3 separate regions of the Mus musculus genome follow, and regions 2 and 3 are each linked to region 1. Evidence: chromatin loops called from intact Hi-C (ENCODE). Cell type or tissue: left cerebral cortex. All regions are shown on one strand. Links, peaks and the distances in the headings refer to the core of each region. The heading gives the core; the rest is flanking DNA. Region 1 overlaps Dpp6 (dipeptidylpeptidase 6). Region 2 overlaps Dpp6 (dipeptidylpeptidase 6). Region 3 overlaps Gm35223 (a long non-coding RNA gene).

Region 1 (8,000 bases), core at 1-8,000:
ACCAAAGAAGACCATGGATCAGGCAGCTTGTGGATTTCCAGAGGCACATACAACTCAAAGTTGAAAAATCTAAGAAGACAAGAACTGAGGCTTAAAGACTGGAGGGATGTAAAGTGCTTATAGAGACTGGGGGAAGACAGGGCAGAGAGTGAGCTACAGATCACTGGAGCACTGCCCAGCACTGAGAGAAAAAAAAAAGACCTCTGACCATGTCTAGAAGAACCATGGAGCTGGGCACAGTGCTGTAGCACTTGAGAGGTTGAGGCAGAAGGATCAGGAACCCAAGGGCAACTTGACAAGTGTGAAGGGTTTGAGGCCAGCCTAATAAATGCATTTCACTGATCTCAAAGACAACCAAGCTTGTGGGCACTGCTTGGAGGGAACAGCCCTATTTCATAAAAACAAACAAAATGGAGGCCAGGCTGTACTGTTCCATAAAAGTGATGTGCCCTTGGTGACTGCTGATCTGCCAGGCTCCTGTATTAGGGCTCACCAGAAGCCAGAAGCAGATACCAGTGACAGCAACATCTTGGAGGGTCCTTTCTGGACTTCTTTGGATAACTCAGAATCCTTACCATGCAGGAACCTGTGATGGGTTCTTCAACAGCTGACTCAATGGAATACCATAGGGCCATCTCAGGACCCACACAGGAACAGCTGCCTCTATGGAGTACCATAGGGCCATCTCAGTACCCACACAGGAACAGCTGCCTCTATGGAGTACCATAGGGCCATCTCAGGACTCACACAGAAACAGCTGCCTCTATGGAGTACCATAGGGCCATCTCAGGACCCACACAGGAACAGCTGCCTCTATGGAGTACCATAGGGCCATCTCAGGACCCATACAGGAACAGCTGCCTCTATGGGGTACCATAGGGCCATCTCAGGACCCACACAGGAACAGCTGCCTCTATGGGGTACCATAGAGCCATCTCAGGACCCACACAGGAACAGCTGCCTCTATGGAGTACCATAGGGCCATCTCAGGACTCACACAGGAACAGCTGCCTCTATAGAGTACCATAGGGACATCTCAGGACCCACACAGGTTTCTCCTCCAAGCATCACTGCCTCTAGTTCCAGCTCCAGTGCTTGTGTTAGTCATGAAAAACTGAATGCATCCAGAGATCCTAAAATAGATTCTGAATATTGTTCAAAAGCTGTCCCTTTTGAGTTCAAAATTTAGAATCAAGTAAATTTCACTGAACTATTTGCTGTACAGACTTGATCATTGACAGGCACCCAAGACAATGCCAAGTTCATCTTATTTTGTGGTTGTGCTAACTGTAGCATTATCAACCTGACAAAATCTAGAATCACCTATAATATGGGCCTCTGGGAAAGCCTGTGATGAGTTTTCTAGATAAAGATCAGCCTGTGAGAATGTCTGAGGGACAGTCTTGGTTACATTAATTAATATGGGAAGACCTATCCACTACATGTGCCACCATTCCCTGACTGAGATCCTGGACTGTGGAGAGAGGGAGCTGAGTACATGCATTGTTCTCTCTTCCTGACTGGATATGATATGACACCAGCTCCCTCAAACTCCTGCCACTGTCGACTTCCCACTTTGAGCCAAAAATAAGCCCCTTCTCCCTTAAGTTACATTTGTCTGGATGTTGTATCTCAGTAACATGAAAAGAAGCTAAGGCAGTGATCACTAGGAAAATTCGCGTTTTTGACGTGATTAAGGGGGCAATGCTCCCAAATCAAAAAGAGGTTTCACCCCAGCAAAAATTTCTGGTATATCCTCGTCAACAGAACTCCATCCCATCTCTTCTGTCAACATCCAGTGTGTAAAACTTTCTTTTTCTTAACTAGGTGACATTGTCTTACAGCCTGGTGCAGATGAATTATGTTCAGTGGGAGGAATCTACCACTTCTTAACTTTAACAGGTTCTACTGTGGCTAAAACAGGAAGAATTCATCCCATGCTTCACCATTAACACTAATAGAGAAGCAGAAGATAGGGACCACATGCCTCCATCTTCCCCATTTCTCCCATGTCTTCATTAAAAAGAAGGCAGAATTGCTGGACAGTGGTGGCACACGCCTTTAATCCCAGCACTTGAAAGGCAGAGGCAGGTGGATTTCTGAGTTCACGGCCAGCCTGATCCACAGAGTGAATTCCAGGAAAGCCAGAGCTATACAGAGAAACCCTGTCTGGGGTTGGGGGGGGGGGAGAAAGGCTGAGAGCCAGCTACTCTGAGAAGTGATGAGAAAAGTGAGCTCCAGCCTGCATGATGGAAGGAGGCATTGGCATTACAGATGTGTTTATAGAAAGCCACTCATTTGGCTCCAGTCTGTGCTCACAAGACCTCAGTTCCCTGAATCTGCCAAAAGATGCTCAGAATCTATATTCTGTATAGAGCTGAATTCCTAAATGGCAGCAACAACTCAGATAAGGAAGAGAGCCTTTTGCCAGATGAAGCATTTGCAGCCCACATGACCCACAGTGAGCAGAGTGTGACATATATCCACTCAAAGTAGGATCCCGAGGTACCAGAGGAGGTTCTCTAAGTCTCACAGTCCTGTCCTCAAGCCACTGGGTCTTCACAAATTCACGACTATGGCAGCTGCTGAGAGTTACAGGTAAGGTCTCAGAGATGTGATGCTGGACCCTCAGTGATCATGCCTCTTATTATTATTGTGGGTAGAAATGTCTTCAGTGTGTTCATACCCAGTGTATATGCAGAATAGCAGAGTAAGACTATAAATAGAGAGATATAAAGATTATCTTCAAAGACAAGAGGACACCTGCCAGCTGTAGGTTCTCTTCCCCTCCATATTTCAGGACGTTCTCTGCAAACTCAGTGCCTTCATCACCGTATCAGTTACTCTTCTGTTACTGTGATAAAAGATAGCCATTGTAATAGACATAACTCTCTTTAACATGTATTTATTATATTTATGAGTACACTGTAGCTGTCTTCAGACGCACCAGAAAAGGGCATCAGATCCCATTACAGATGGTTGTGAGTCACCATGTGGTTGCTGGGGATTGAACTCAGGACCTCAAAAAGAGCAGTCAGTGCTCGTTACCACTGAGCCACCCCTCCAGGCCCCTAGACACCACTCTTTAACAGATTATTTAAACCATAGTAACAAGAAGTTTTGTGTTATAATGTGTTTCCATTTGGAATGGTAATGTCTGCTGTTTTAAGAGTTGCCACAGAGACCCACTCAGGGTGGGTGCTGTACCTCACCCGGTCTCGGACACATGTGAAGGCACCCATGGAATGATGAAATCACAAGTGCCCTATTCCTTTCTTCTTTTCTTTCTTTTTTCCCTTCCTCCCCCCCCCCTTACCTTCATCGCCTCTTTTTCCCTTATCATTCCTTCTCCTCCCTTCTCCTTGATTCTCTTACCCAAAGCCTTTCCTGGGCAGGGGTAGAGCATGCATCCTCACAGAACAGTCCAGCATGGAATGACTAAGCCCAGCCCAGTGATATGGGTAGTCCTCTACCTCTGGGCCCACCCATGGTGAGAGATAGGCCAGGGTGTAATGTCATGGTACCCATAGGAATGAATGCAACATGGAATATGGAGGCAAACATGGTGGGAGAGCTTAGGGGGCAGGAGTTATAGAAAATATTGTTCATTGCAGGGACACATAGAAATACTGCACCTGTGTCACTCCTATCCCTTCTTACCTCTTTCTGAAACAAAGTTCCACTATGTAGACCAGGATGGCCTCAAACTCACCATGTAGACTAGGCTGGCTTCAAACTCACAGAGTTTGAGATCCACCTGCCTCTGCCTCTGAAGTGTTAGGATTAACATACACACACACACACACACACACACATATGATAGCTGAAAGTGTTTTCACTCAGGGGGTGGATTTGATGAGTTAGATGTCAGTGATAATGAGAGCCAAGTTCCTTGTTATTGGGCATGGAGGTTGAACACATGAGAACATAGAAGAAAGCCCCAGAGAAATCCTGGTGGTGCTGAGCTGGAATTTCAAGTGGCCACATGAGATCTGGTCTCTGCAGTGAGCCTTGACTCTGCGGGTCTTGCAGGGACTGTGGTGATTGCTCTGGTGTGCCCCCTCCCATGTACATCACCTTTCCCCTAAGCCAGTCATGACCTCCCCTCCCGTGTACATCACCTTTCCCCTAAGCCAGCCGTAACCTCCCCTCCTGTTTACATCAGCTTGTTGCTGAGAATCTTCTGTGTGTGGACCCAGATCTATGATGAGAGAGGATACCACCACCACCAAAGGGTTTAAAGGGGTGGGAGAGGACACTTAAAACCAACTGGCATTCCATTCTGTGGGTGCTGGAACATCCCTGTGGGGACTGACAGCAAGGCACTCCCCCACTGTGTCACAGGAAATCTGTTGGAGCCAAGATATTCTGGGTGCATAGCCCCTGGCGGGTGCTGACACACTTAGGGATGTATGGGGTGACTGGGAGAGCATCCACAGGAGGCCAGTGCTCACCTCCTCCCACCACAGCAGCCAACCCTACCCCCACCTTTCACAGATGAGTCAGTCCCACAGTACCCAGCAGTGGCTGAGAGCCAGGTCTTCCTTGCACTTGTCAGAGGACCACAGCTGCTTAGTTTGCTCTCTGTGCACAGTGAAGCTGAACCTTTGCAGAAATCCCATAGATCTCCATGCCGAAGCCCTGGGTACGGCCTGTACACAAGAGGGCGCTGCAGCCCTGCACATTGCTCTACACAAGAACCCCTGCTGGGCTGTACATGGTTTCCTAGTTCTTAGTGTCAGGGTTTCCCCATGCATGAACATCACCACCTGGTTGGAATGCGTCTGACTCACTAGGGGACACAGAACTGAACCCTGGTCTTGAGAAGTCCTTCTGTGGTATTGAGTGTGAGGCAGACACCAGGCTCAATGTTAAACACAAGAAGATGAAACACAGGGAGGACCACCCTCAGGGAGTCCAGAATCTAGGAGAAGAAAAATTGGAAGAACCTTTAAAGAAGGTTAGCTGGTTACCAGCATATCCCTAGTGCCTCAGCTCAGGCCTGGTCCTCTCTACCTTCTGGTAGGGCTTAGAGAACCTGTGAACAGTTCAGAAGTATGAAGGGCATAGGAGAAGGTACAGTGTGGCACCAAAACAAACAAAAAGGGAAGCACTTGTTTAACTGTCAGCTTGACATAAAGTAGAATCACATTAGGAAAGAGTCTCGGGGGGATTTTCTAGCCTGGCCTGGCCTGTGGGCATGTCTGTGAAGGTTTCCTTAACTGGGCTAATTATGTAGGAAGATTATCCTTAATGTGGGCAGCACCATTTCACGGGCTGGGCCTTGGATTGAATGAGGAGAAAGTATGAGCTGGGCACAAACACGCATGCGTTTATTCTCCCTGCCCTCAACTGGGCATGTGACCAGCTGTTTTAAGTTCCTCCTGCAATGAGGGTCAGTAACCTGGATAGACCCCTTCTTCCTTCTTCCTTTTTCCTTCTTCCTTCTTCCTTCCTTCCTTCCTTCCTTCCTTCCTTTCTCCTTCCTTCCTTCCTTCCTTTCTCCTTCCTTCCTTCCTTCCTTCCTTCTTCCTTCTTCCTTCTTCCTTCCTTCCTTCTTTCCTTCCTTCCTTCCTTCCTTTCTCCTTCCTTCCTTCCTTCCTTCCTTCCTTCTTTTTCTTCCTTTCTTTCTTCCTCTCTTCCTTACTTCTTCCTACCTTTCTTTCTTTCTTCTTTCTACCTTTCTTTTTAAATGTATGAGTGCTCTGTCTTCATGCACACTTGCATGCCAGAAGAGGGCATTAGATGCCTTTATAGGTGGTTCTGAGCCACCATGTGGTTTCTGGGAATTGAACTCAGGACCTCTGGAAAAGCAGCAGTGCTCGTAACCACTGAGCCATCTCTGCAGCCTCTACCCTTTCCTCCTGAAGTTGCTGTTCTCAGGATAGTTTATTACAGAACCAAGAAGCAAAGCTGTAGGCAGTTGAGCAGTGGCTGTTTGTGACAGACGAAGAGGAGGGAAAGGGGCAGCCAGAGGAGGACTGGTGTGAGAGGAAATGGCATGGAACAGCAAAGGCTGAGGGGAAGTGTGCAAACCAGGGAGTGCAGGCAGCCATAACCCTGGAGTATAATGACACCTACTTTGTAGGTTGGCATCAAGTTCAGTTTTAATTTTTAAATTCTATTTTAGTGCATTTATTTTGTGTCCGGGATGTAAGGGGAATACAAGACAACTGGCAGAAAGGGCTCTTTCCTTCTACCATGTGACTTCCAGGGATTAAACTTGTATTGTCAGGCTTAGCAGCAGTGCCTTTACATGCTAAGCCATCTTGTTTAGCCCTGGGATCAAATTGTTTATGACCAGAGAGTTAGAGCGGGATTTAATAGTTGGTACTGCTGGTCATGGTGGTTATGGTGACAATGACAATGACATTGCTACTATTATCATGATGGATTTGATGACATGTTTATGAAAAGGATGCTGATGCTGATACACAGATGCTATTATCTTTGTCACAGCTCTGACTCAGCATCCCAGAAGCTGACTCAGCATCCCAGGGGGAGCCCTTCAGTCCCCTCACATGCTGCTTACAGTGGGGGAAGCTCAATTTTTATATGATGACTAACAGCATAAGTCAACTTAACCACTAGTTAGTAATGGCTGCTCCATTTCATCCTAAAGTGACCAAAGTTTCTGTTTGAAGACAAAATTTAGTTTGTATGAATGTTTGTTTGCATGTACATATGTGTACCTCATGCATGTTTGGTGCCCTCTGAGGCCAGAAGAGGACATCTGATCCCTAGGAACTGGAGCCACAAACATTTGTAAGCCACAGTGTGGGTGCAGGGAATCACAGCCAGGTCCTCTGGATGAATGCAAGTGTTCTTGACCACTGCGCCATCTTACCAGCCCTCAGACAAAATTTGTGATGGACAAAGAAGATTTATGTAGACACAGAATTCCTAATTTTTTGTGAATGGACAGTCTCTAGGATCAGTGAAACTGTCTATGGAAAACATGGGCTCGGGTGGACTATCCTGGGCAAGGCCTTGATGCATGACACATGCCTTCATGCCAAAGACAGTGAGAATATTCAGATACACATTTCTCTTTTAGGTCATCACCATGGTTTCCAATAAAGAAAAAAAGGAAGTGGGAAAACTTGCCTGCACAGGCAAACCCTTTTCTCCCTCTGTCTCTCTCTGTCTCTCTGTCTCTCTGTGTCTGTCTCTGTCTCTGTCTGTCTCTCTCTCTCTCTCTCTCTCTCTCTCTCTTACACACACACACACACACACACACACACACACACACACACGCCATGCCACCATGAGCAGAGATAACCTGCGACAACAAGGGATGGAGGGAGGTGTCTGTAAGTCAGGGAGTGCTGGCCACCACCAGAAGCTGCCAGAAACTAGAGAATTCCTATGGGGTCACAAGGAGTACAACCCTACAGATGCTGGGACCTTGGACTTCAGGTCTCCAGGCTGTGTGCATCTCTAGGCTGCCTCACTCTGACTTGAGGTTTGCAGAAAGGAACTTACTGTAAGCCAGTAACATTCCTGGCTCTGATGAAGAGGCAGACCCCAAGGCCTGTCACCAGCGCTCAAAATCAGCAGTGCCTAACCCCTAGTTAAGTGCTGCAAGGAGACTTAAACTATGGTTTATGAGGAAGGAACTGAGCCCCACCTCCTTGTTTAGAGGCCAGCTATCTTGTAACAACTCTGACACCAAACTTGTCCTTATGATCTCTCTAAAGTCACGGTCCATCTTCCAGCTGGCAATGTCTTTGCTCCAATCATCCCATGTGCCTATCAGTGCCCTGGAGGTGAGCACAATTTCTGTAACTGTTGGTGCCCAGCAGAGGGCAGCATAACAACCTCGGGCACACAGTGACCTGCGAGAGGGTTTCTCCTGAGGCTCCTGAACTGTTAGCCGGGTTCTGACCCACAAAAGCATGCTGTGCCCAACTTCTTGGTGCCATTCCTAGAACCACCTCTGGCCTGGTGCCTCATCGTTGTTGGTTCCCTTGTCCCATAGAAATGAGCCCTGGCAGGGG
Region 2 (11,327 bases), core at 1,852-9,851, 55 kb after region 1:
CAAAGCAAAGGACAGATGACAGTAAGGGCATACTTTGAACCCAAGAAAACAGGCCCTTAAGTTCAAGCTTTCTCTCTGTAACCTTGAGCCCCACCGTTTGCACTCACGCACCGCGTTCCTGTTCCTACCTGTGAGTCCTGTCTGGCTTCCTGTCTGACAGAGCTGCACCATGGGAACCAGACAGCATGGTTGTCTCCGCAGTGCCCAGACATGCCAGGCCTCTCTCTGTTGTTAGAAAAGCCTCCACTGTCCCTAACTGCACCCAGAAAACAGGTCTTTTATGTACAAAGTAAGACTATAGCTCTGCCCCTGGTTAACCTTGTAGAAATGCTTTGTGTTTTTCTATGGTTTAACTGGACACCCCCCTGTCTCCCACCCTGGACTGTCTCACTCTGAGTTTCTCTCTGTCTCTGTTGCTTTACTTACCTGTTGCTTGTTTGGATAAAGAGATTATTCTGAACACCTGCTGTCTCTGTTAAACTTGGTGGAGGTACTGAAGACACCAAGGACACAGAGCGCCTAGCAGCTCTCACTGAAAGTCAGTCAGTAAAACCTTCTGTCCCCTGGGTCTATCTAGGACTTGCCTGTGACTCCACCACCCATCACATGTGTCCTTACAACTGCTACCCATTCTCCCCCAATCAGTTGATCAGTCTTTTCAGGTGACATTTGCTTTAAAACCACAAGACAGTACATTGGGTTCCACTCCTAGGTTTGCCAAATAAGCCAACATCATGAGTATCCCACAGGCAGTGTGGTCTTCCACTCCTGTCAACACCAGCCCCAGAGATGGCTCCTCCCTCCTGCTCTGACAACGAGGTTGGTGAGCTTCCTCCAACCGCATCAGCACTGTAAGGTACACACTGACCAGATGTGTGACCACTGTCACCGTGTATATTTCATTCCATTGTATATAAAGCAAGAAACACGTGTCTGGCGTCTGTGCAGCCCCACCCCTGCTGAGGCACTAACCTTGTGTTGAGCTTGCATGCAGACACCTCTCTGGCTGATCTGGCCTCCCCAAAAGTGCCAGTTTGAAATATACCAATCACTAACTCTCCCTTTTGGGATTGTTGACGGCCTGTATGTGAGTTTTCATTGTCCCAGGCCACTCCTTCTGGGGCATCCTGAAACTCTGTCCTCAGTGATGTGTCCATGTTGACTTTTTTGTTGTTGATGTTTGGGGGCTTTGGTTCTGTGCACATGAGCTTGGAGCATTGGTTCTTGTTAGGTCTGTTGGAAGAGTTGTAAGCTGGGCTCTCCATAGGCAATGCATTGGCATTGGAGAGAAGGGACCTAGTCCTGACAGAGTGTGCTTTCACTACTTCAACAGGTTTAGCCAATGGCAAAGCCCAGGAGACCTGAAAGGGGAGCCAGCTTTGGCTGCAGGAAGGGACGGGGGCGGGGGGGGGGGGGAAGGCTTCGGGGATGTGGCATGGTAGCGTCTGTCATCCATGGAATAAAACATTATTTTACCACTCAGGTTTTTTTTTTTTTTTAAACTTTCCTCCATTGGCTCCTGTGTTAGTCAGGGTTTCTATTCCTGCACAAAACATCATGACCAAGAAACAAGTTGGGGAGGGAAGGGTATTTTCAGCTTATACTTCCACACTGCTGTTCATCACCAAAGGAAGTCAGGATTGGAACTCACACAGGGCAGTAACTTGGAGGCAGGAGTTGATGCAGAGGCCATGGAGGGGTACTCCTTACTGGCTTGCTCAGCCTGCTTTCTTATAGAACCCAGGACTACTCAGGGATGGCACCACTCACAATGGGACCTCCCCCCTTGATCACTAATTGAGAAAATGCCTTACACCTGGATCTCATGGAGGCATTTCCTCAAAGGAGGTTCCTTTCTCTGTGATAACTCTAGCTTGTGTCAAGTTGACACACAAAACCAGCCAGTACAGCTCCCATCAGAAATTGGGCAGGGCTTCAAGACATGTTTGTTGTTTTTGTTGTTTTGGTTTGGTTTGGTTTGGTTTGGTTTGGTTTGGTTTGGTTTGGTTTGGTTTGGAATCCCCCCTCTTTTGGAGTGGAAAGAGGATGTTTGACTATGTAGCTCTGGCTGGCCTGGAATTCAGTATGCAGACCAGGTTGTCCTCAAACTCAAAGAACCACCTGTGTCTTACTTAGGGATTTATATCTGTGAGCAGACACCATGACCAAGGAAACTCTTATAAGGACAACATTAATTGAGGCTGGCTTACAGGTTTAGAGGGTCAGTCCATTATCATCAAGGTGGGAGCATAGCAGTGTCCAGGCAGGCAGACATGGTACAGGAGGAGCTGAGAATTCTACATCTTCCTCTGAAGGCTTCTAGCAGAATACTTACTGGCTTCCAGGCAGCTAGGACAAGGGTCTTAAAGCCCACATCCACAGTGACACATCTACTCCAACAGGGCCATACCTCCAATTGTGCCACTCCCTGGGCCGAGAATATGCAAACCATTACAACCTGCCTCTTATACACCATCATGTCCAGCCTGCTCTGTTAATGAAAAGTGGAGTTTGCTTTTTATAATTAGCATGCATCACACATAATAATGGCTGCTGTGACATATATATATATATATGATACCTTTTGATCATGTTTACCTCTGCTCTCATCCTAGCCCACTCCTGCTGACCTTTCCTTTTCTCAAATATCCCTCCCCCAACCTTAATGCCTTTTTGGTAGTTGTGGTGGACCATTAAATCTGATTAGGGATGCTTACATGAGCAAAGGTGAGGGGTTATAAGCAACTTAGCAGTAACTACACCTCTGAAGAATATGTTTCCTGCTCCTCCAGCCACAGTCAGCACCAGTAGCTCCTTAGGGAGAGTAGGACTTTATATGCCCCTCCCACATCTATGACAGAATACTGACGGCACAGTCTTGTGCTGGTAACCACAGCTGCTGTGAGTTCCTAAGTGTGATAGTCATATCTTATCTAGAAAACAGCATTTCACAGCACTCTGGCCATCCTCTGTCTCTTCTAGTCCTTCCTTCCAGCTTGAATGATGTTTCTGCACCCTGGCATGGGTGACATAGAGATCTCATCTAAAAATGAGCACACAGCAGTCTCTTACTCTCAGGACTTTGCTCCATTATGATGCCCGCTGCAAAAGAACCTCCTTCGAGCAACGCATCAGCAAACTGACTTATGGGCATCATCACAAATAGTTAAAAGGTAATTGCAGGCACACAGCATATCCATTTAGCTAAACAGCAATAGTAGCTTCCCAGCAGGGCCTCTGCCCTCCCCAGCTATGATGTTTGACCAGGTTTACCGTACATGAGTTCCCTCCAGTAGAGCCAGCCTCAGAACCAATCAGAAAATGGTTGGTCACCCCCATAACAATCATGCCACTGTTACATGCCACTGTTACACCAGTGGGCATATCTGCCCTGGCTGCTTGCTGTGGACACTATGTCTGTCCGCTCTTTGCCAGCAGATGGCTGCAAAAAGAGAAGCCCAGACCTGCTGGGTCTCTCCGGGGCTGAGCGGAATACTGAGTGTCAGTGACCTGAGAAGAACCACCCTGGGTCGGGAGTCTTGTTGAAGCAGGAACTCACTTTAATGTGGCAGCAATTTGCTTATATAGACAGGGCAAGGAGGTGGGAATATGGTGTATGGGGGGGAGATGACATATGGGGTGGTGTGAGATGACAAGGGATATGGTGTGACTCCATGGGGCCGCGCTAGCTAGGCAGCAGTGATCTCACCTAGGCCGTGCTGAGTCCGTCTCAAGCAGAGGCAAATGGCTATTCCCAAACGATCCAGGCTCAGCTTTGTCTTCAAGGCCCAAACCAAGGCCAAATAGGGTCCGACATATGTCACAGCTGGAAAGATGGCTGATGACCTGCCCCCTGGCAGCCAGGCTGCCATCTCAGTTCTAGCTCTACTTTTTCTGTGCCCAGAAACCAAACTGTGTAGTGTCTTTAGCAAAACATATTTGAAATACTCATTGATCCCCAAAATTGATGTGGGAAGAGTTCTGAATACATCAAGTAAAACCCATATAAGCTGGGGGCTGAGAATGGTGGCTCTCAGCACTTGAAAGAGAGAGAATGGAGTTCAAGGTACTTCTTAACTACATAACAAGTTCAAGGACACAGGGAAAACAAGAAAAGAAAAAATGGAGAAAGGATGGGGAGGAGGGTGGGGAGAATGAGGAGGATAAAGAGGGGCTGGAGAGATGGTTAAGACCACTAGCTGTTCTACAGCAAGACCAGGGTTTGATTCCCAGCACCCACATGGTAGCTCACAAACATCTGAACTGCAGTTCAGGATCTAACACCCTCTTCTGGCCTGTGTGGGCACCAGGTGTGTATATGTTTCACGTACATACATGCAGGCAAGACACCTACACAGATACAAATAAATTTAAAGAAAGAAGTGAAAAGAAAGGACTAGAGGGAAGAGAGGAGGAAGGGAGGAAGGGAGGGAGGAAAGGAAGAGGGGAGGAAGGAAGAGAGGGAGGAAGGGGAGGAAGGAGGAAAGGGAGAAGAGGAAGAGGAGGGGAGGAGAGGAGAGAAACAGAGCACACTGGTGGCAGCTGGATTGAGAGTTGTTGTAAAGTTAAAGAAACAGAAAAACAGCAGGGGCTGCACAGAAAACCTCTGTTAGCCTGGAGCTGCTGATGTGCAGAGACATAGAGTTTGTTTGTGTCCTGACAGGTCCTCAAGGAGCCAGGACTACAGTCAGGCACTGTGGCCTTGAGGGCACCTCACTTTCGGGCACTACGGGTCAAGTGTTTCTTGTTTACTGCTGTGGCAAATGTGGAGGCCTTGGGTTTGGAGTGCTGCCATGGAATGGGAGCCAGAAAAAGGACACCCAAGGAGACTGACAGTCCCCGTGTTCAGATTCAACAGGAAGAAGACATTTAAACACAGACACTGTAATGGGATTCTGGCCACCTTCTGGGCGATGAGGCTTAGATAAGTTATTTAGAGGAACTGGGGTTGTCTCCAGCTGGGAAGCAGAAATTTTAATACTCAAAACTGGGCTATGGCTGTGGGCCGTGGCTATGAGTTGAATTCTGAGTCATCTGAGTGTTACCTGTCATCAAACATCCTGTGGTGATCTCCTGAAGCACCCATGGGGGAGGGGGGGCTGAGACCCAGGGGCAAGACCCATGGGATCCCAACTCCCTGAAATACAGCTATTCATACCAGTACCACAGGCAATTGTGCAGGGTGTTGTTCCCACAATAGGTACCCAGAGCCTGATGCTGTGAGCCCAGAAAGGTCAAGGAGCAGACTTAGAGCAAAACAGGCAGACTTCTACAAACCATGACTTCTAAAAGCATGAGGACGGCTGGGTGGGGTGCTGTCGGGGGAGCCCTGGAGAAGGTAACATTTAAGTCAAGGCTGAGACCAAGTAGGCAGTGAAATGACCCAGGAAGTGGGCGACTGCACAGGAGCCCCCTGCCTAAGAGCCCCAGTGTTGTCAGGGTAATGAGGAATACACTGGGGTACAGGAGGTATCAAGGCCTGGCATTGCTGCTGAAGAGCAGCTCTGCCCATCTCAGCACAACTGTGCTGTCTCCTGCCCTACTTCTCTCCTTGCTGCCCCCAGGGAGTCTGAAATCATGCACATCTCTACCTTACTGGCTCAGTCACTGTGCCAAGGCATTGGACAGGATCCCTATTGTCAGCTCCCAAGAATTTTTCTGGGATCCTCACATATTGTGAGGGCCCTTACCACACTGGAGTGTAATCATGAGGCCAGCCATGATGGAAGAGAGTGTTCAGAGAAGGCAAGAGCTCTACAGTTCCTGTGGACACCCTCCCCTCCCCTGCCCTCCCCTCCCCTCTCTCCCCCTTGGTCTGGCTCTTCCCACTTAATCTGGGTAACTGGTCTTGTGAGAACATGCCCATGGTCCTAGCCTGATTTCCAGGTGGCTAGGAGGCAGCTAGATGAGGAATGAACTTGAGCAGGTGCTCCCCAGCTCCATGGTGCTGTGTGAGGGCTGCAGTTGCCATAACCAGCTTGATGCCATCACAGAGACTCTGAGCTGGAGACACACAGGAACCGAGTGGATCTCTGACACTCTGAAACTAGATCACAAATAGACATTGTTCTGAACTGACAAGTGTTTACTCCATCATTGACACTCACCTCCTCCCCAGTGCAGGAGGCCAGACCTGAGCTGCTTCGTGGGACCCAGGGATTCCCTTGACCTCGTCACAAGACACCAGAGGTCTCACCTATGCAAACCCTCTATGACTGGGCCTTCTGGGTAGACAGTGGAGGAAGTTCTATGGCTACCTGCAGGCCTTTCTGCTCCCTGTGGCTCTGGCTTGCCCTTCAATTTCTTCTGTGTCAGCCAGAGTCACACAAACCAGCAAAGGCCTTGACATTCAGTTTTCTATGGCTAAATGTGCCTTAATGGCAGGCAGGGCTGGCTTCATATCAGATAATAGAATCTCACAGCTCTGGTACTGATCTGACAGCTGCTAGCAGCTACAGAGCCAGAGAAATGGCAGCCAGGCCCCCTCTATGTCTTCAGTGTAAAGTCAAGACATGAATTCCCAAGGTCGCCTGCCCTGACAAGCTATAGCTCAGCTCGCTGTGATGTGTCATGCTTGCTAACTGGTATTTCTCCAGCCAGACTGAATTCTTCGTGTTTCCCAGAAACTGTGTCACACATGACTGTCTCAGAGAAAGAAGTGACCGCAGCAAGCTAGCTGCTCTGTTCCACTTGTGTCTCAGACCCTATAAATAACACATCAGATGTCACTAACTCCCTAACTGCATGGGGTGGGGGAGCCTCATGTTATGTTTTATAAAATGGCGGTGAGGCAGAAGGGAACACCTGGGAGGGCCACTGAGAACCAGCCATAAGACAGGCTTATTATAAAAGAGTATATTTGCAGTAAAGGGACCTGGTGAAGGGGGTAGAGGCAGAGAAAGGAGGGAGACAGAGAAGAGAAGGAGAGAGAGAGAGAGAGAGAGAGAGAGAGAGAGAGAGAGAGAGAGAGAGAGACTTCTTATATGTGAGCCAAGCTAGTACGTGGCTGTTGCTAGGTAACTGTTGGGTGGAGCCTAGAGAAAATACTAACACCCCATGGTTACTTATCATTTTGTTTGAGTAGAGACCCCATCTAATCCATCCTGAACCAGGAAACAACCAGAGGAGATGGAGCCATACTTGTGGACACACAGTAAGCCGCTGAGGACCACTAGTGTCACACAGGACAGTCGGCAGGACCTTAGCCAGCTCTCACAGTAGGCAGAGCCACCAGAAGTCTGTTTATCAATGAAATTCCCTTCACGTGTTCTGTCTATAAAACACCCCTGGGCTTTGAGAGCAGGGGTATGCTATCAGCGGAGTGCACAGGCAATCAGCAGAACAATCTCCACCCAAGAAAGCTAATAGTCTATGAACCCACACCTTATCCCGCCACGGGATGACATAGACCATGCCAGCACCTGCCCTGGGAGTTTGCTCATTGGTACAAAGTGCCTTCCAGAAAAACCCTAATATGAGACCAGTGAGATGTCTCAGCAGATAAAGGCACCTGCTGTCTGTCAAGCCTGATGACATGACTTCGATCTCCTGGACTCCCCATATGTATACATACTACATAAACAAGCAAAGCCACCCACACAGGTGGGTGTTGATGACAGGACAGCCTGACAGAAGGGTCTGGAGGGTTGGGTCTGCTTTGTATCACTGCTTCACTCTCTTAGGCCTTCTGTCCACACCCTCTGGGAAGGCTGCTCTACAGGAACCTCTCTTAGGTGGAAAGCCCAGTGTCACAGTAGGGGCTTTAAGTGAAGTATCAGTGGGTGGTGAATCTGGCCTCCCCACCCCTGGGTATCAGCCACATGCTTGAGCATCTCTCTGTCTTATCTTTATGATGACATCTGATCATGGTATCCATCTTGATGTTACCCAGGGTAAAATTGGAGACTTGAAAAGCAGAGGGACTGACAGCAAAGTGGGGTCAGGAGAAGCATCTAGAGACAATTCCCATTATTCCAAAATGAGGAAAGTGCCTAAGGTACCTAAGGTCAGAGGGTCACTTCCTACCTGCACTGGGCCCCTGTACCATTCCTGGGAGTCGCCTGGACCAAGCCCTAAGCCAAATCCCCAGCTCTCCTGTACAGCAGGGTGCCACACCCACTCCAGTGAAGTCTGCGTGACAGGCCCAAAAGCTTGGATGCAGTCCTGAGGCAAAAAGTTTCATGGAAACTTAGTCTCCTGGAGCCTTGGTATCCCATAGCATGAATGCTCCAGATTTGTCCTTGCAATAGTCGGTATTGTATTATAGGTAATGCTACTCATTCAGACGAAATGCCTCCAGTGTTGATAGACAGTGAAAGAAATCAGACACTGCAGTTTACTGGGTAAGAGCTAGAAATCTCAGGACAAGTTCTACAAAGCAAACTTAGAATTATAGCCGAGTCACTTCCATATGCAGGAATTTACAATGGCCTGGGAAGAAGGAGGGTTGTGGTTTAAGGAGGAATATTGCATTATTCATGAAAAGGCCAGCAAGAGCAGAATCCCCTGGTTCAAGCTTTCACAAGGCTCAGAGGAATAGCATAAATTGTGACTAGGGTATGAAATCTTCACCTGGCTCCCTAATGGCTGACTTTAGAAAGGGCTGCCTTTTATCTCAGTTTTAACCACTGCCTAGTTCCTGCTGATCTTTATGCATGCATTTTTGTTTTGTGTCAGATAACTTCAATGTACCTTGGCTGATGTGTCACCTAACTTCTTTGTTTTCTTCTGTAATATAAGTCTGATGCTCTCTTTGAGAAATTACATTCAGATACAGCACTCTCTCTATGTCAGTGTCTGTTTGTCACTTTCCACCGACTCCTTGCTCACCTGAACACCAAAGCCCTGGTTCCCCTTGGGTTGAGAGACAGACTGAGTCCAGTCCATGGCAGCAGGGCCCCACTGCATTTTCTTGATGTCTGGAACCACTAGGCCACAAGTACCCAAGAAGCCATTTACCCAATCCTGCCTATCTCCCTCCACAAGCCATGCACCATATTCTAGACCACCTGGGAAGGAAACAACCTGGAAAACACATTTCCCAGTTGTCCAGCCTATTGTTCTCCCTCCTTCCTCGGGCCATTCCAAGGCTCTAGATACCCAGTCCTCCATGCAGAGCCAAAGGTTGTCCTGGGATAGGGTGGATATTCATGATAATCTGGAGAGCCTGATGCTGGGTTCAGCAGTTGGGCAGAGCTACATAATCTTGCTGAAGTTTCATGGAAAGATGAGATCTTTATCAAATATCAAAGCCAAGTTCCTCTTTGGCAGATGGTAATAAGAAGTGAGTGGCTGGGCTGGAGTGAGGGCTTAGCTGTTATGAGCACTCAAAGCTCTTAACAAAGGATTTGAGTTCAGTTCCCACACCCTACATGTTAGTTGTGGTGGCTTGGATGAAGATGACACCTATAGGCACATATATTTGCATGCTTAGTCCCCAGTTGATGAACTGTTTGGGAGGAAGTATGTCACTTGGGAATGGGTTTTGAGGTGTCAAAAGCCAACAACCAGCCCCAGCACCCCCATACTGCTCTTTCTCTTCCTTTCTCCCCCTTTTGGTATAGAGTACTCAAGGCCTGAAGCCTCGGCATGCATGGGGGCTCAGTAATTGTGCTGGTTAACTTTATGCCATTTAACACAGGCTAGAGTCATTCAAGAGGAGAAAACCTCAACTGAGAAAAATGGCTCCATAAGATTAGGCTGTGTGTGAGCCTGTAGAGCATTTTCTTAATTAGAAATTTACGAAGGGTCTGGAGAGATGACTCAGCAGTTAAGAGCACTGACTGCTCTTCCCAAGGTCCTGAGTTCAATTCCCAGCATCCACATGGTGGCTCACAACCATCTGTAATGGGATCTGATGCCCTCTTCTGGTGTGTCTGAAGACAGCGACAGTGTATTCATATAAATAAAATAAATATTTAAAAAAAAAAGAAATTTATAGAGGCAGGTCCAGCCCATTGTGGGAGGGGCTGACCTAGGCTGATGATCATGGTTCTATGAGAAAGCAGGCTGAGCAAGCTATGGAGACCTTGTCAATAAGCAGCACCTCTCCATGGACTATGCATCAGCTCCTGCCTCCAGTTCTTGCCCTGTTTAAGTTCCTGACCTGACCTCCTTCACTGATGAGCTGTGATGTGGAAGTGTAAGCCAGATAAGCCCTTTTCTTTCCCAACTTGCTTTTGCTCCTGGCATTTCATCACAGTGATTGTTACCTGTTGGGAACATAAAGGTCTTTTTGCCCACAGATCTCTAAGGGAACTAGGAATGTTAATCATGCAGGGGTGTTCCCTTAATAGAGGGGATAAAATGCTTGTTTCCTGCCTGGAAGGCTGGGAGTGGATTTTGTTAACACCCTGGTGACCTTTTTGCTGTCTTTGGATGCAGACCTTTTCCAGAATGTTTATCCTAGACTCTTCCCCCCTAAACCTTTATCTTCTCACATTTAGTAGAATCCATCCTTAGGGGAGATGCCAAAAGTACTTTGTGGCTCACTGATTTCTATGCTGTCAGAGACCACACTATATTCTAGGCCTTTTAGCTATAGAACCCATCCTCATGTTCATGTTTACTCTTTAAAGGAGTTTCTATGTAGTCACACCTAAGCTCTACTGTGTACCCAGAATGGGAGTGATAATCATTGCCCAGAAACTTCTTCCCAAATTGTACTGTTTTAAATATGCTGACAATAACTGCCTGGCATCACACTCTCCAAGCTGATCCAGGATAACGGAGGCAGTCTGAAGAGTTTCCTTTCTGGACACCTGCAGACTCCCAGTCCTATGTAACCCAAGTTAAGACAATGACTGTCAGGCCCTGGAGTTGAGAGGAGAAAATCAACACTACTCTGTCAATTTGGGCACTTCATCAGGGAGGCTCCCATTTCAAATGAACTCTATCTCAGGCCCTGGGTGGAGTGGGTCTGTATATGACCTGAAGAAGGGAAGGGCTCATCACTAGGTCCTGGTCACAGTAGCCTGGGAAGATACTGCCCATCACAGGGAACCCTGAGTCATCAGATGCGTGTGAGTCCCATTCTGCTCCATATCCTGCAAGGTGACCAGCCATGCCTTCTCACCATGTTTACTGGTCTTAGCATCCAAGGAAGGGACCCACCATGGCACTGTAGCCTCTGCTACAGAGAAGGCCTGGAAATGCTGACTTCTGGATCCTGAGATGGGGATCAAGTAGCTAGGAGCAGATTGGCCTTCACAGGCAGAGGGCAAAGCTCTGAGGGTCTGTGAATGCTGCCTATAGGCAGCTAATCAGGACCACAGAGAGCACCTGGTTTTGGTCAGGCCCTGGGAGCTGTCCAGCACGGATACTGGTAA
Region 3 (11,327 bases), core at 1,851-9,850, 420 kb after region 1:
GTCCATATCATGCTAGCCCATGCACATGTCTTGATTATTATTTGCCCAGATTACTATGAGCAGCACCATCCCTAGGCAGATAGTCCTGGACTGTGTAAGAAAACTAGCTACACTTGAAACAGACAACGAGCTTACAAGCAATGTTCTCAATGGTTCTTGCATGCAGGTTCCTGCCTTGATGTCCTTCGATGTGACTGAGACTAGCGAGTATAAGAAAAGCAAACTTTTCCTCTCCAAGTCGTCTTTGGGGAGTCTGCTTTATCACAGCAAAAGGAAGGACATTGGGATACCCCTCAACACAACCAATTACTTTTTTCCTAACCATCGAGACAGACGCGAAGAGTAATTGTTATCATTACCAGGTTTATGGTTTTCTTTAAAGATTCTCCCATGATCCTCCACCCCCACCCTCAAGAGCCTCACATCCTAATCTCTAGGACTCCATCCCAGGGGCTGAATATGCCATGAAGATCGCCTTACACATCAAAGCAAAGCAGCTCATCAGATGTGGTTAAATTAGGTCTATCCAGATGTTGGGTCTAGACTCTGAGGTTTCTAAATGCAGCCTTATACATAGCAAGGACAAAGCAATGTGCAGGTGCAGCTGAGCTACGTGAAGACTCTGGCCTTGGAGGCTGAAGAGGTGTGGCCAGGTGCTAAACCAGTGTCCACCCAATGTTGAGAAAGGCAAGGGGCTACTCCCATGAACTACTCTTTGTGAACTGCCAGCATTGTGGTCTTCCTGCCTCCAGCCTATAGGAGAAAAACTGCTGAGGTTACCTACCCCAGAGCTCATGGGGACTTCTTGCAGAAGCCACAGGTACTAACAAACACCCATGGCAAATGCCACCCCTCCAACCACCAGCCTGTTCCAGTTCAAGCAGTATATAACATGGCAGAAAATAGCTGAAGTTCTTAGAAAATCAGTATACCACTACGGTCAGTCAGGCTTTGAGTCGAACATCCAACTCTCATGATGTAAGGGCCACCATGCAACACCCCAGAGAGTAGTTTCCTAGTAAAACCAAGAAAACCAAAAAACATTTGCAGTGCTTAGTGCATAGGGCACTCAGGGTGTTGAGTCTGAGGGCACATGACAAATAATGCACTTGCAAACACATGACACATAACACATGACACATAATGCACTTGCAAATGCAGAGTGCTGCTGGGGAGGGAGCCCTTATAGACTCCCACTGTCCCTTAAGGAGACAGTGACTTTGAAGGCCTGTGGAAATGAAGACACTGGTTACTTTGTATCCCTAGAACACAAGGCAGCTGCCATCACTTTCTGTGGTTATGCAGTAGAAGCTAAATCTTTTGTTCCAAAGTAACCAGAAGAGAAAAGCTTCTCTCCCCTCCCTCCCTCCCTCCCTCCCTCCCTCCCTCCCTCCCTCCCTCCCTCCCTCCCCCCTGTGTCTGTGTGCATGTGTGTTCATGTGCCTGTGTGTATATATATGTCTGTTCATGTATGTCTGTGTGTGTGTGTGTGTGTGTGTGTGTGTGTATGTCTGGGTGTATTCTGTGTGTTTGTATGTGTGTGTCTCTGTATGTGTGTGTGTGGGGTCTCAACAGCTAGCTGTGTGAACAAATACCAGCAAGGTCCTAGATGAGGCACTGCTTAAGAAAAACTTTTCCAGAAGTTGAAAGTTCAGGAATAAAAATCCACAGATTTCCTCTAGGGTTCACATGAACCTGCTTGCCACAGCTCTCACCACAGTCTGTCCTGACCAGTTTTTGGATGGCTACAAAGCAATTCTGACCCGAAGGAGTCCAGAGGAATGGTGCCCTTGCATATGGCTCCCTCCAGTGTAGAGGGATGTAAGTGACTTAGGTAGTTTAGCCAATGATGATGACTCAGTTGTTTACACACACACACACACACACACACACACACACACACACCAGCAAGGTCCTGGGATCTGTCTGACCCTACTCCCCAGTACTGGGGTTACTGAGTTTTACATAGGCACTGTGGATTTGAACTCAGATTCACATACTTGTATGGCAAACATTATTTACCCACTGAGTCATCTCCTCAGTCTCTACTACATATATCTTATGCATCATAATTTTTAAATTATAACAATTATTAGAAAGAGAAAAATGTGCATGTCAATCATATCTCTTGACAACCCAGGATATACCTGTGCTTGCTACCGCTGACTGCCTCCTTTTTGTCTCAGGCTCTTCTGCCAGCTCAATTTATTTTCAGGGCTCGCTGGGGACCGACATGGTTTCATCGCCAGTACATTGTCACTTCCCTTTCCCAGCGCACTCAGCTTGACGATGACAAAGTGTCAGCTCCCTTGTTAACGTTCCATCTGAGTCTGGTGTTTCCATCAGGTAGGGAGTAGCCCCTCTAGCAAGAGGACCCCCCCCAATAATATGGGTCACAGAACAGAGGGTATGATGATTCTTGGTTGTGTAACAGGCAGAAGTATTTGATGAGGTTCCAAGCTGAAGTCCATGAACAGGGTTCAGGGTCACAGTCTTCCCCTTAAGCTAGGGACATGGAATGCATCTGCCACTATGTTACAGGATAAAATGCATCTGTTGACAAATGACCCCTGGTCACATGTGGTTGTGCCTAGTGACAGGGTCTTTAAAGAGGTAAAAATGTGACGAGCCCTAATCAATGCAACTGGTACTCTTGTATGAAAAGATGAGGACACAGACATGCATTGGTGTGACCACGAGTCACAAACAGAAATGACCACCTAGGAACTAAAAGAGAGAGGCCTCTCGGGTAGCAGCCCTGTCCACACCTTGGTTTTGGAGTTGCATACTCCAGAACTATGAGAGATGAATGGACCTAGCCACCAAAGCAAACCGATACATACTTCTCCGGATGCTGCTGCTCTGAGGAGAAAGCCTACAGTGGCTCCAAGTGAGTTGAGAGATGAGATAGCCTAAGTTAAGAAATGAGATAGCCTGGGTGCGCTCCCACCTTACTCCTACGGAGGAAGGGATGACCCAGATGGATGGGTAGTCTCCCAGAAGTGTGTGAGTCTGCTAACCATGGGAACTGCAAGCATTGTTGTGATCTGGTTAGTGATGACTGTGATACAGACAATGCCACTGCCTGCCTCACTAACGAGAATCGCAAAAATATAAGACATGTTTAAGAAATTGTTTCTTGCCAGGTGTGGTGATGCATACTTTTAATCCCAGCCCATGGGAGGAAGAGGAAAGCAGATCTCTGTGAGTTCAAAGCCAGGCTGGTCTATATAGAGAGCTCTAGAACAGCAGAATAATATAGAGAGACCCTGTCTCAAAAAAAGAAGAAGAAAAGGAGGGGGGCTCTTAAGGCTGGGAAGATGGCTCCTCAGTGGTTAAGGGAGACTACTGCTCTTACAGGACCCAGGTTTGGTTCCCAGCACCCACATCATGTGGTGCACATGTGCCTATACCTCCAGCTCCAGGAGTGTCTTATTTAGGGTTTCCATTGCTGTGAAGAGACACCATGACCAAGGCAACATTTTCTTTAATTCTTTTGTTTGTTTTTTAAGGTTTACTCATTTATTATGTATGCAGCATTCTACTTGCGTGCATACCTGAATGCCAGAAGAGGGCGCCAGATCCAATTGCAGATGGGTGTGAGCCACCATGTGTTTGCTGGGAATTGAACTCAGGACCTCTGGAAGAACAGACAGTGCTCTGACCTCTGAGCCATCTCTCCAGCCCTCCAGAGCAACTCTTATAAAGGCAAACATTTCATTGGGGCCGACTTGCAGTTATGGAAATTTAGTCCATTATCATGGTGAGAAGCATGCTGCATGAAGGTAGACTCCATGCTGGAGGAGCTGAGAATTCTACATCTTGATCAGAAGGCAGCAAGGAAGAGATTGGATGTGTTTCACACTGGGCCTAGCTTGAGCATTTAAGACCTCAAAGCCCCACCTCCACAGTGACACACTTCCTCTAAGAAGACCACACCTCCTCCAATAAGGCCACACTTCCTATGGCCTCTTCAAACCACCACAGGGGGATCTGAGACCTTGGGGATTCACATTACTCAGAGAGACACATATATGCATGTATAATTTAAAACTTAAAACCTAATCTTTTTTTAAAAAATAAAAATAAATAAATTGCCATCTTACAGGAGAAGCTTGATACAGCTTGGTGGGTAGAGAATTCTAGAAAGTTCCTCCATCGGCCGATGCCTTCCTCCCACCTCACAATAGGTGAGGGGACCCACTTGGGTACAGCAGTTGGGCACAACACTAGTGTCAAAGCTGTTGCTTTTCCTGTGGGGGATCAGCAACAGCAGGAAGCTATGCTGACCTGGGTTCCTTACCCACTGTTGGTTTTAACTTTTGCATTGTTGATAGGTGGCAGCTGGGTTGATAGGTGGCAGCTGGGTTGATAGGTGGCAGCTGGGTGTGCAGCTTTGCTGGTAGAGTGCTTGCTTAGCATACACAAAGCCAGGGATTCCATCCTCAGCACCACGTACACCACAGGTGGTGATATTTGTCTGCAATCCCAGCAGCTGATAGATAAGGCAGGAGGGTCAGAAGGTCAAGGCCATCTTCAGCCACACTGGAGTTCAAGGATAGCCTGAGCAAGAAAGCCTGCCTGTCTTATAAAAGGGTGAGGCATATGGTCAATGTCTTATTCTTTGATTTTTTTTCTTTTATTATGATTAATTATGTCTATGTCTATGCTCCTGTGATTGAGTGCAGGTGCGTATGGAGGCCAGAACAGCTACTCTCTATGGAACTAGACATGCGTGCTGGGAACTGAACCCAGGTTCTTTGCAAAAACATTGTGTGCTCTTAACTACCAAACCATCTCTTCCAGCTCCATTTTAATTATTTAAGAAGTTCCTCCAGGGCAGTTCCTGGAAAACGGTTTTGCAGTCTGGGGGTTGGGGAAGCATCCCTGTAGCAATCTGTACTATGTTGAAGAGGGGGCATCTGATCAAAGGGCCTCTCTTTGTGCCCTGTGCCACACAGGGGTAGCACGGGGGGGGGGGGGGCAGTTATTGACTAGACTGAGTACAAGGCCAATCTCTTTCCAGGAGAGAGGTGACACTTAGGCCTACCTGTTCTTCATGCAGATGTGTGTATACAGCAGCAAACTCCTGATTCCCTCTGTTACAGCTTCAATTGCGTTGAGAGGACCTCTTAACCTCAGGTTTCCACATTATTGTTTTCAGAACACAGCATCAGCGCCCCCTGGTGGCCACAGTAGGCACCCTTGTTCCGTCCCCAGCTGGGAGCCAGAGCAATTTTTAAAAGGCAAATCTCATCAATGGGAGGAGAGGCCCTTGGTCTTGCAAAGATTCTATGTCCCAGTATAGGGGAATGCCTGGGTCAGGAAATGGGAGTGGGTGAGTTGGGGAGCAGGGGGAGGAGAGAAGGGGGAGAGTATAGGGGATGTTTGGAGAGGAAACTAGGAAAGGGGACAGCATTTGAAATGTAAATGAAGAAAATATCTAATTTATCGTAATCTGTTTTCTCTGCTACATCGGAGCCAACCTAGTCTCATGCTGTGTGTTCACTGGAGGTTCTGTGGCTGTGATCCAGCTTGCTGGAAATGGGAGGAGCCAACAGATACATGATCAGTATCACAAAGCAACAGGTCAGATGTAAAGGCTATGGAAATAGACATGAGATACACCAGACTTGTCCCAGCCGCCTCACAAGCTGTCACTGGCCACCAGCACACACCCTTGGGCAGCCAGTTGTTCCTCTAACAGTGCAAGGAAGCCAGCCACATCAAGGAAGCATCCCACCTGGCCAGCCAACACCCCAGAACACAACCAGACATGAATACTCACAAAAGAATCTTTTTTAAAAGTGTTCAGAATATGTCACAATCTTGACTTTGTTATACCTGGGTGTTGTAGTCCTAAACCAAACATGACCCTGCCTGTCCTAAAACAACATAGATGTGTCAGATATACGAGGGAGCACCATATACTGATCGAGGGAGCACCATATACTGATCGAGGGAGCACCATATACTGATTGAGGTGAAGCCGTCATGAACCAGGAGCCACCAGAAGGTGGAGGGAGGCCGGAGACAACGTCTTAGCATTTTTCCTGGCATGGCCAACACTTTGACTCTGGGCTTCCAGCCCCTGGCATATGAAGAGGCAGTGTCCCTTGTGTAAGCCAGGTTGTCCATGACCCTTGTTAACAACAGTACCTGGAAATGGATCTGCCTCACCCCAACACCTACCACCCTAACACTCTTGCCAGTTTCTGGGTCCATTTGTAGGTGTAGTGGGAGTGTGGCAGAGGATAAAATAGAAAGGGCCAGCAGGTACCCAAGACCATAATGGGAGGACCTAGTGGACTGATAGCATTTCCCACCCAAGCATGCTCAGACAGCCTCAGCTGAGACATAGCCATGCTGTTGACCCCTCTCCTCCACTCTGGCCAAAGATTCTCTTTCTAGGTTGAAGAGCCTCTGCAGCACTTCCTGGTCTTGGGTTGTGGGAGTGCCTCCTTTTTTGCTGGCAGTACAGTGTTGTGCCTGATACACCAATGATATTAATTATGCCATTTAGAACCTTCTAGAATCCCTTGAGTTCCTCCCTCTTCTTCTCCTTCCCTCTTCTCTCTTCCCCCCTCCTCCTTTGCTTCCTCCCTCCTTCGGTTCTCCTCCTCTCTTCATCTTTCTCTTCCTCTTCTCCTCCTGTCTTCCCTTCCTCCTCCTCTTCTCCTTTTCTCTTCCTCTTTCTCCTCTTCCCCTTCTCTCCGCCCCACTGTCACTGATACTCCTTACTATTTTTATTTAAATTGTGTTCAGGAAACCAAAAACTTCTCCTGGAAACAGAGCTCTCCAGTGGACTGGGAAGGGCAAATGTCTCTCCAGGTTGTTACAACACAAATGACCACATGAACAGAGAAGCTGTGTGGCCCACATGGCTCCCCTGACTCTGCAGTTCCCTCTGTCCCTGTCCTTCATGCTCTGCCTGGCACCACTTCCGTGACCATCATTTCGTGCTCTGTCTAGAGTGACCTGTGCTCACATGAAGAACATTCTCCTGTCTGTCTTTAGGGCTCTGCCTCAGCCCCAGGATGCTGCCTGTCTTGCTCATCACATCTGGCCTCACTCATGGTAAGTATGTCATGGACTCTTGTTGAATAAATGGTAATGCTTCCAACCAAGTTCCCAGTGTTTGAAATTGTGGGTGTTGATGTAGACATGTTAAAGAGTGCTGCTGTGCTCGGAGGCATGCACCTTGGAATGGAAGGATGGTGCAGAGTCCCTGCCCACACAGGATTTAAGCCATAGTGAATGGCTAGCCATCTTAAGTATAAGCATGCTTCCCCAGCCTGTCCACGAAGGATAACTTGGAAGACAAGAAAAGTGCAAACACATAGCACTAGAAATTTGAGCAAGTGGGGGTGAGCATCTCCAACAGGAAAGGAGACAAAAGGATAACAAGACAAACATCCACTACAATCTTCCTTATGGGCTGGCCCACATCACAGCTCTTCAAATCCTTAACAGTGGCACCCCTGGATCACAAACTGCAAAGCAAATTACACAGCCTTGGTTTCTGGACTGGGTTACTTTTCTTCTATTTGATAAAGTAAGACTCTTCTGAGGTGTTCCCACAGCCCTGAAGTGTTCTCAAAGCCCAGGCCCTAATTTACCACAGAAGGGAAAACATACAGGGGAAGGCCCCACTACAATAGGACCACAGATGTGGACCCTGGGCTTCCTAGAACCTAGCCTGAGCACTGGGCTCACTATAGTCCAGGAATTGGAATGACAGTGATGCATTTTAACTTTAACCTCTCCCTTGCTGTATGCCCATTCTTTCACTACCTGGAATGCCACAGTGCCCAGCTCATACTGACAATGTTCTTTGTCTCCGAGACAGACTGGGAAGACATGGGCTCTTGCTTGCTTTGAGAGACAACTTCTCTCATTTTTATAAGGCCTGAGATACACAGATAAAGCAACATCACACTTGGTCAAACGTCTCCGACACACAGTCTTGCCCTCAGAAGAGAAAGAGGAGCACTGAGAGTATGAGAAGGGTAGGGAAGGAGCTCGGAGGAAGAAGCAGAGTGGTCCTTGCTCCCCGAAACTGCCTCTTCCCGTCATCTCCTGTCTCAGCCTCAGCCCTGAAGGCCAGGGTAGGCTTGCATGTATAGACCGAAGGCCAGGTAGCATAGCATGCATGGGTCTCAGTCTGTCCACCCAAGGCCACCACACTATCACAGCAGCTGCTATTGTCCCCATGTCCCAGCCAGCTGTGTAACTAGATCACCCAGGCTGCTGCTGGCATGGCTGGCTGATCAGACTGCTGCAGACACAACTCTAAGCCATACTCCTTTCCTTGCTGTGAGCAAACACCTCTTTTGCAGCATGACATGGACAGATGACAGGCAGTGTCTTATCCTCCAGCACAGAGCAATGCATGAGGACTCTTGTTGTGTCTGTAGCAGGGGATGCTAAGACTCTGTGAAGCAGTCTCAGCAGTGAGTAGACATCTGCAAATAAAGCCACTGGCTCACCCTGCACCCCACCTTCTCTAGGATAAGCTAGAGTCTGTGCTCTCCCAGCAGGAAGGGAAAATTCCAATGCCATTGCCTTAGAGGAGTGGTAACTATGCACCTACTTCTTTTCTTTTTATTATGGTGGTTTTTCTTTTTGTTTTGGTATCAGGAACTGAACCAGGGCTCTGTGCATACCAGGCAAATATTCTGCCAATAAATCACATACTGGCCCCATTAGAATTTATTATCATTATTTAAAGAAGATAGCTCAGGATAATCTCATACGTGGGATTCTCCTGCCCTAGCATCTCAAGTGCTGGAATTACAAGCATATTCCAGATATTACAACTTTTTGTTTTGTTTTGTTTTGTTTTGTTTCGAGACAGAGTTTCTCTGTGTAGCCCTGGCTGTCCTGGAACTCACTCTGTAGACCAGGCTGCCTCGATCTCAGAAATCAGCCTGCCTCTGCCTCCCATGTTCCAGGATTAAAGGCATGCACTACCACTGCCCGGCTTTACAACTTTTTTGTATGTGTGTTCATGTGTATACATACATACATGTATGTGGGAGTATGTGTGCAAATGTATGTATACATGTATATGTGAAGCCCAGAAGTTGACATCAACTTCCCTTCAATCTCTTGCCATCTTTTTTTTTGATTCAGGATCTCTCAGTGAACCTGGAACTCTCTACTTTAGCTAAAGTGGCCAGCCAGCCAGCCTCAGGGGTCCATCTGTCTCTGCCTCCCTGGAGCTAGGTTACAAATGCACACCCTCATGTACACCTTTTACATGGATTCTGAGGATCCAGTTCTGTGTCCTTATGCTTGCACATCAAGTATTTTATCAACTGATCCAGCTCCCAGACCCAGACCCAGACCCAGACCCAGACCCAGACCCAGACCCAGACCCAGACACAGTCACAGACACAGACACAGACACAGGCACAGGCACAGACACAGACACAGACACAGGCACAGGCACAGGCACAGGCACAGGCACAGGCACAGGCACAGGCACAGGCACAGGCACAGGCACAGGCACAGGCACAGACACAGACACAGACACAGACACAGACACAGACACAGTCACAGACACAGGCACAGGCACAGTCACAGACACAGACACAGACACAGACACAGACACAGACACAGACACAGACACAGACACAGACACAGACACAGACACAGACACAGCACAGACACAGACACAGACACAGACACAGTCACAGACCCAGACCCAGACCCAGACCCAGACACAGACACAGACACAGACACAGACACAGACACAGACACAGACACAGACACAGACACAGACACAGACACAGACCCAGACCCAGACAGAGACCCAGACAGAGACACAGACACAGACACAGACACCCCAGACCCAGACCCAGACCCAGACCCAGACACAGTCACAGACACAGACACAGACACAGACACAGGCACAGACACAGACACAGACACAGACACAGACACAGGCACAGGCACAGGCACAGGCACAGGCACAGGCACAGACACAGACACAGACACAGACACAGACACAGTCACAGGCACAGGCACAGACACAGTCACAGACACAGACACAGACACAGACACAGACACAGACACAGACACAGACACAGACACAGACACAGACCCAGACCCAGACCCAGACCCAGACCCAGACACAGACACAGACACAGACACAGACACAGACACAGACCCAGACCCAGACAGAGACCCAGACAGAGACACAGACACAGACACAGACACAGACACCCCAGACCCAGACCCAGACGACCCAGACCCAGACCCAGACCCAGACCCAGACCCAGACCCAGACCCAGACCCAGACCCAGACCCAGACCCAGACCCAGACCCAGACCCAGACCCAGACCCAGACCCAGACCCAGACCCAGACCCAGACCCAGACCCAGACCCAGACCCAGACCCAGACCCAGACCCAGACCCAGACCCAGACCCAGACGACCCAGACCCAGACCCAGACCCAGACCCAGACACAGACCCAGACACAGACCCAGACACAGACACAGACACAGACACAGACACACACACAGACACAGACCCAGACCCAGACCCAGACCCAGACCCAGACCCAGACCCAGACACAGACACAGACACAGACCCAGACCCAGACACAGTCACAGACACAGACACAGACACAGACACAGACACAGACACAGACACAGACACAGACACAGACAGACCCCAGAAAAATGTGTGTGAGACAGGATCTCACTAAATAGCCCTGGCTGGCCTGAAACTTGCTATGTAAACCAGGGTGGCCTCAAATTTACAAAGATCTGCCTGCTACTACCTTCTTAGTATTAGGATTAAAGGTGTACAGCAGGTTTTTGTTTTAGTTTTTAAGCAATGCCATGATATCGGCTCTATTAGCAAAATGTTTATTGCATAAACATAAGAACCTGAGTTCAAATACCCAGCATATATGTAAAAGGCCAGAAGTGATGATGGCTCACACCTGTGCCCAGTGCTCGGGAGGTGGAGGCCAGAGAATCCCTGGAGTTTGTTGACCAGCTAGTAGTCTTCTGAGTTGGTGAACTCCAGGTTTAGTAACAGACACTGTCTCTGTCAAACACCAAATAAGGCAGGAAGCAACTGACGAAGATGTTGGCTTTGGCCTCTACACACATGCACATGCTTACACACACACACACACACACACACACACACACACACAGTGACAATTCTGGAATTTTGGCTTCTTTAAAACAAACAAAAAACCCCACAGAAATAGTGTAAGAATGTGTTTCCATATTTATCCCACGTGTGAGGATATGGGGCTGCTCCAGACTGTCTGCAGCAGCTGACTATGATTTGCCTCATGCTCCTAG

The links. Hi-C counts contacts between places; a loop is a spot of excess contacts. Peaks named below come from ENCODE experiments on the same cell type or tissue, not always from the same donor. Only the 100,000 strongest peaks of a DNase experiment are listed, where the experiment ranks them.
Region 2: it touches region 1 in a loop (4-fold over the local background); 4 of 42 quality-filtered maps call a loop at or near these places.
Region 3: it touches region 1 in a loop (6-fold over the local background); 5 of 42 quality-filtered maps call a loop at or near these places.

Annotation. Positions count from the first base shown.
Region 1 is chr5:27,672,877-27,680,876 of GRCm38, forward strand. The region is part of intron 16 of Dpp6 (dipeptidylpeptidase 6); the gene reads left to right. Among named protein-coding and RNA genes, the nearest start is that of Paxip1, 110 kb to the right of the region's middle. In left cerebral cortex, for the core only: CTCF peaks have their summits at 4,660 (motif pointing right) and 7,798 (motif pointing right); DNase peaks (open chromatin) are centred at 1,097, 2,334, 4,563, 6,496 and 1 more place; H3K27ac peaks cover 987 bases.
Region 2 is chr5:27,726,024-27,737,350 of GRCm38, forward strand. It overlaps Dpp6 (dipeptidylpeptidase 6), which reads left to right. Exons shown (of 26, transcript NM_207282.3): 26 at 1-1,477. Among named protein-coding and RNA genes, the nearest start is that of Paxip1, 60 kb to the right of the region's middle. In left cerebral cortex, for the core only: no CTCF peak of the experiment used is centred there; DNase peaks (open chromatin) are centred at 4,928, 5,544, 6,054, 6,636 and 1 more place; H3K27ac peaks cover 2,235 bases.
Region 3 is chr5:28,088,955-28,100,281 of GRCm38, forward strand. The region is part of intron 1 of Gm35223 (a long non-coding RNA gene); the gene reads right to left. Among named protein-coding and RNA genes, the nearest start is that of Gm35055, 23 kb to the right of the region's middle. In left cerebral cortex, for the core only: CTCF peaks have their summits at 3,563 (motif pointing right) and 5,190 (motif pointing left); a DNase peak (open chromatin) is centred at 5,191.